Regions from separate parts of the Homo sapiens genome. Here region 2 is linked to region 1. Evidence: chromatin contacts called from ENCODE Hi-C or POLR2A ChIA-PET data. All regions are on one chromosome and are shown on one strand. The core of a region is the stretch at or near the end of the contact, and the rest is flanking DNA. Distances in the headings are between cores, read along the strand shown. Region 1 has its middle 30 kb from the start of LINC01485. Region 2 holds the start of LINC01942 (long intergenic non-protein coding RNA 1942).

What was found. Hi-C counts contacts between places; a loop is a spot of excess contacts on that map. ChIA-PET counts read pairs that join two places held with the same protein, here RNA polymerase II (POLR2A). Pooled maps may share reads with other maps.
Region 2: a loop to region 1 is called in a map of B cell, with 2.6 times the contacts of the local background. The contact joins the promoter of LINC01942 here to the enhancer-like site in region 1. A Hi-C loop is called at or near these places in 3 of 168 maps with a recorded cell type or tissue (B cell, GM12878 and HepG2), 32 of 37 single-sample maps with no recorded cell type and 7 of 50 pooled maps. POLR2A ChIA-PET finds 5 or more read pairs at or near these places in 4 of 52 experiments (GM12878, H1, HepG2 and 1 more).

What each region holds. Positions count from the first base shown.
Region 1 is chr5:173,819,862-173,822,710 of GRCh38, forward strand. No RefSeq gene overlaps it. Among named protein-coding and RNA genes, the nearest start is that of LINC01485, 30 kb to the left of the region's middle. RefSeq lists a cis regulatory region at 2,561-2,849. Within about 2 kb of position 1,395, at least 6 of the 41 ENCODE cell types and tissues checked have a DNase peak (open chromatin) inside an H3K27ac peak, as active enhancers do; they include B cell, GM12878 and OCI-LY7, where a contact is called at or near this core.
Region 2 is chr5:173,688,021-173,690,869 of GRCh38, forward strand. It overlaps LINC01942 (long intergenic non-protein coding RNA 1942), which reads left to right and starts at 1,439. Exons shown (of 3, transcript NR_146727.1): 1 at 1,439-1,533. RefSeq lists enhancers at 2,075-2,154, 2,255-2,304.

The DNA of each region.
Region 1 (2,849 bases), core at 145-2,644:
GGGCCCCACCCTAATGACCTTATCTAGTCCTAGTTTCCTCCCAAAAGCCCCGTCTCTAATCAACATATGAATTTAGGGATTAAGTTTCCAGCACATGAAATTTGGAAGACACATTCAAACTATAGCACCCAGCAAAAATAAAAGAAAGAAAGAAAACCTGTCTATAACAACACTTTCCCCACAGCTTCATCCTGCCTTGAACACAGATGTGATGTCTGGTTCTATGAGGGCATCTTGTGATTCTGAGAGACAAGCATGAGGGGAGAGGCCAAGGGAATCAGAGTTACTGGCCCCGGCATTAACAAGCTGCTGAACCAAGGCTATCGTCTGTTCATTCTGGACTTTTTGTTATAAATAAGAATAAACTACTGGGCCTTGTTTTTAGTTACTTGCATCCAAAGGCATTTCTAACAGATATAATGTTTATCTATCTCCAAGGAGCAGAGAAGTCCCAGTGGACTTCCAGGTTGCATGTATATTCTGACCTACAAAACTGTCATATAGAATCACTTCCAGTTTCCCAAAGTGTCACAACATCCATACCCCTAAAAAGTGGGTCCAGGAAAATCATTCCACTTTGCACCATTAGAACTCAGCTGACAAATAAAGTGAGGCCAAGTTATTATCTAAAGCAATAAAATAAAATTTCTGCTTCCAGAGCAATCAATGAGGAAGAAATGGTTACATGAGAAAGGGGAGGGGTTGAGTCATAACCAATACTATCCCGAAAAATCCAAGCACATGTGTTTCCCACTAAGAAATTACCACTATGACTGCCAAATTTCCAATTATTCAATTGACCCCAATTCATCTTAATCCGGACTGTTCTTGGTTTGTTTTGCCTTCCCAAGACCCAAATTAACTATTCTATAAGCTTCTTATGAGTAACGACCAAGTCCTAGTTATCTTTGCAGCTCCAGTGCCTAATATGGGACCTGGCACAGATTAGGAGCTCAATCCAGAATAAATGAATGAACGAATGAGAGATTAGGACAGAATATTTCCAAGCCAAAGACTTCAAGCCATCAGTTGGGCTGAAGTAGAAAAAGAAGCTGCATAGCCAAACAGTTGCAACCATGGGTGCTCCAGTAAAGATAACTCAATTCAAATCCTGTGTCTGCACTGTCATACACCAGCTGTGGGGTCTGTTCGAACCACTGGCCTCCACACCTCAGTTTCCCTTCTGTAACATGGGGCAAGTTATGGCACCCTCATCAGACTGGCTATGAGGGTCATAGTCATTTAGTAAGTGTTCACAGAAAGCACTCAGTGAAAGGCAGGTGGTGGTGGTGTTATTATCACAGTATTTCTATTCTGTGTAGACAGCATCAGGATCACAGGGAGGGCTCGTCAAACACAGAGCTCTGGGCCCCACCCCCAGAGTTTCTGATTCAGTAGGTCTAGGGTGGGGCCTGAGAATTTGCATTTCTAACAGGAACCAGGTGATGCTGCTGTTACTATTCTGGGAACTGCACTTTGAAAACCACTGGCCTAACTTATTGCTGTGAGGTCACAGGCAGGCTGTGCTCGACAGAAGGCAGAAAAGGAGAGTAAAGAGAAGGAAGAAAGGTAACACACACACACACACACACACACACACACACACACACACAAACTCAGAATTTCCAGCACAGAGCTTCCCGGCCTGTGCTACCATGGCTAGATACATGTGCGCCCAGAAATGGATCCCTCATCCCTCAGCAGACGCCTGAAGGTAGTTGTACATGCTGTGCACAAAACGAGGGCATCCAGCTTCAGCTTCAAGAGTAGTGGGACTGAAATCCCCAGACAGGATGCCTTTTCCTAATATGCATAAAGCCTCTGAATGTCCAGCCCTTAAGGGGGGTTTCTTTTGGAACAGTGAAGAAAGTGGGGCGATGGGAACTTGGGGCATCTGGCCTGTTGCCTCTGGCCCCTAACAGGCTCGACTATTTACCCTGGGACACCATACAAGTATGGTCATTTCCTAGATGTACTCTGACCTAAAAAATTTGGTGAATTGCACAGTCCAGTACTGCAGCCACTAGGAACATGCAGCTACTCCAATTTGAGATGGCCCATAAGTTTAAGATATATGCCAGATTGCTAAAATTTAGAACAAAAACAAGAAACTCACTCCTAATTTGTTTTCTGTTGATTACATGTTGAAATGTCAATATTTTACATATATTTAATATGCTACTAAAGGGATTTTACCAGTTTCTTTTTACTTTTTTTTTTTTTTTTGAGATGGAGTCTTGCTCTGTTGCTCAGGCTGGAGTGCAATAGTGTGATCTCGGCTCACTGCAACCTCCGCCTCCCGGGTTCAAGCAATCCTCTTGCCTCATCCTCCTGAGTAGCTGAGATTACAGGCGCGTGCCACCATGCCCAGATAATTTTTGTATTTTTAGTAGAGATGAGGTTTCACCATGTTGGTCAGGCTGGTCTCGAACTCCTGACCTCGTGATCCGCCTGCCGCAGCCTCCCAAAGTGCTAGGATTACAGGTGCGCCTGGCCTCTTTTTACTTTTTTAATGTAGCTGCTAGAAAATGTAAAATTACATACGTGACTTGCATTATATGTATGGACGATGCCACCCTAGGAAGCTGACATTTTCCAGAAATCATCAGTGGCCTGATCTGTCAGCAGGTGTGTGTGTGTGGGTGTGTATGTGTGTGGGGGTGTGGGTGAGCCATTGAGGGGAGGCAGCACAGACCCAACAGTAGACATGCTACTTGGACTTGACACTGTAGAAGACAGAGAATGAGTCAGGCATTATGAGAAGCAGATTGGCCCGATTACATTGTTTAAATAACACCTCAAAGCAGAGTTGGGGAGGGACTAGACGTTCTCACGAAAAACAAAGCCAC
Region 2 (2,849 bases), core at 189-2,688, 130 kb before region 1:
GCAGATGCAAGGTGCTCTATGTGTGTTTTCTCATTTGCTCTTTACCATAACCCTCGGGGGTAGAGTTTACCCCCATTTTACAGCCCCATTTACTAAGGCTCACAGAGGTGACATGACTTACCCAGGGCCATCCAGCTAGTAAGTAGGAGAGCTGGGATTTGAACTTTTACCTTTCTGCCTCCAAAACCCAAAGTCTATATGCCCCTCTTTCGCAGCTCAGGGAGGATGTCTCGAGCCCGGGCGTGTTGTACCCACAGGTATCTTACTTACATCTGCTCACTGTGCCATGTCAGCACCGCCTGTTCCAAAGGCAGATTCAATGTTGCTTAGGCCGGCCAGGCACGGTGGCTCACACCTGTAATCCCAGCACTTTGGGAGGCCGAGGTGGGTGGATCACTTGAGGTCAGGAATTTGAGACCAGCCTGGCCAACATGGTGAAACCCTGTCTCCACTAAAAATACAAAAATTAGCCAGGCGTGGTGGCACATGCCTGCAATCCCAGCTACTCTGGAGGCTGAGGCAGGACAATCTCTTGAACCCGGGATGCAGAGGTTGCAGTGAGCCGAGATTGCACCATTGCACTCCAGCCTGGGCAGTAAGAGCAAAACTCCATCTCATAAAAAATAAAAATTAAAAAAAAGATTGCTTAAGGCCTGTCTGCCTCTCTTTCAAAGGGGAAATCCCTCAGCTTCTTTAAATAAATTCAATCCTGCCAACTAGAGATGAGGGTTGATTAGATGAGATTGGGGGAAGAAGCCCTCCTTCTCAATGAGTGGTCCAGAAACCAGCAGCATGGGCACCCCATGGGAGTGGTCAGAAATGCCGACACCGAGGGCCCTGAACTGCTGAGTCAGGCTCTTCTAATGATCCCTAAGTGGTCTGCACACACATCATGCCTTGGAGAAGCCCTGCTGTGAGGCACCCACGCAGATCCAGACACTCACTGACCATGGTGGGAGGTGGCACCTATTTTATTTTTATGATGAGAGGGAACCTCAAACTCTACTGTGATGTAAGTGGTCTCAAAGGCCCTTTGAAGTCACCATTTTATCTAAATCAGAAATAGGAAAAAAATAAGAAATGGCCAGCTTAGAAAGACTCAAATTCTTTTGCGGGGGGAAAAACCAGGAAGAAAGAAAAGAAAAATACATTGTTTCCTTGGCCATCTGTGTGAAGAAATAACAAAACCACCGTTGACATACCAGCAGGAAAGAACACTGGAGAGCTTCACTTGACAGAATTATTACAAACGCCTCTTCCTGGTTCAGGGGGAAAAAAAATTCCAAATAGGTTTGTGATATTTTTTTCCCTAGCATGCTTGCAACTCCCAGTAGAGCCAATAACCAGTTTTCAAAACCTTTTGATTCTACTCATCCCCTGGTTAATAATTTCCAGTTTACCCAGCAGGCTACGTAACATCCCCTTTCCTGGGAAAGAATTTCTGTGCCCCGGCTGGCAGTGAACTGGTCCCCTTAGCAGCTGACCTCCTCCTCCAGCCCTGTGGCTGCCTCCTCTCCAACAGGGACCCTCCTGGTGGGTATCCGGAACAGTGCCTTAGTGTTCCGCAAAGGGGAGAGGGAAAAAGAGAGGGCTGTCTCCCAGAAGGGTGAGTCTCTTCTTTAATCATCTGGAGCTGAGAAGAATTTTCTCCCTGTTTCCTGGGAAATAGCTGATAAAGGACATTTTGTCTGCTGCTGTTTATGTATACCTAGGCCGAACAAGTCTCAAAACTCTACCCTCTCCTGCCCCCTCCGGAGCTGGTACTTTGAAAACATAGGACAATAATGAAAGCCAAGAGCAGGCAGCCTGATATGGGCCTGGCACCCCATCTCCTGTTTCCTCCTGCCCGCTGCTGCAGCCGGCTTTATGCCAGCTGCAGCCACCAGGGACAGGTTGGCTTCTCCACCCTTGATGGCCCCGAGAAATATTTCTTTCAGGGCATGGCAGAAGGGGACTTTGGGGAAGGTGGGACCCTCCCTGCAGCCAATAGCACGGGCCCCGTCCCTCCCCCCATGCAAATCTTTGGCCAGCAGCCTTGGTATCACCAAACCTTGCCGAGATAGGGAGTGCCATGAAGGGCTCAGTGAGTTTCTGGCAATCCTCTCCTCTGTTTATCTGAATGGGCCCAAAGGCTGCAAAACAAACCGGCAAACACCAGGGTGTTCCTGAGAGTATAGCTGCACTTCCTGTTTACAGGCTCAGGGTGAGAAGCCCCTGAGACCCATTCTGCCTGTGTCAATTTCTTTCTGCTTCCTCTGAGATCCGTGATGTGGGAGGGCAAAGGGTTTCCCTCCCGCCGCCTGGAAAAATAATATGCAGGCCGGGAACATGAGCTTGCCTGTGAAGGCTGCTCAAAACGACACACTTGCAATTTGGGGTTTGTGACTAAGGTTGATTCGATCCCAGGTCTTCTGGTCCCTCTGGGAGCATCTCAGACCCCGTGAGACAACCCACTTTGGGACTCAAGGGTGGTAGGGAGTGGGGAATGGGAAGGGCACCTGTAGAGGCATAAATTGCTGGGCCCTGCCACCCCACCCATCCTCACACCACTCTCGCCCCACCCAACCTCATCCCACCCTACTCATCACCCCCACCCTCACCCCCACCGTCACCCCACTCCACTTGCTGTGTGTCCCTTGCTTCCCATGCTTCCCTGTCCTGGACCACAGTGAAGCAGCTGGGAATTCCAAGCACAGGGCTTCCTACCTTCAGCACCAGTGGTGACACCAGAGGTGGATTCCAAGAATACCTGAATGACCTACAACACATTCTGTCCAGGCAGGAGGGGTGGTGGCACTGCCTCCAGGAGATGGCCGAGGTATCCGGGGGTTAGGACCCTCTAGTTTGTT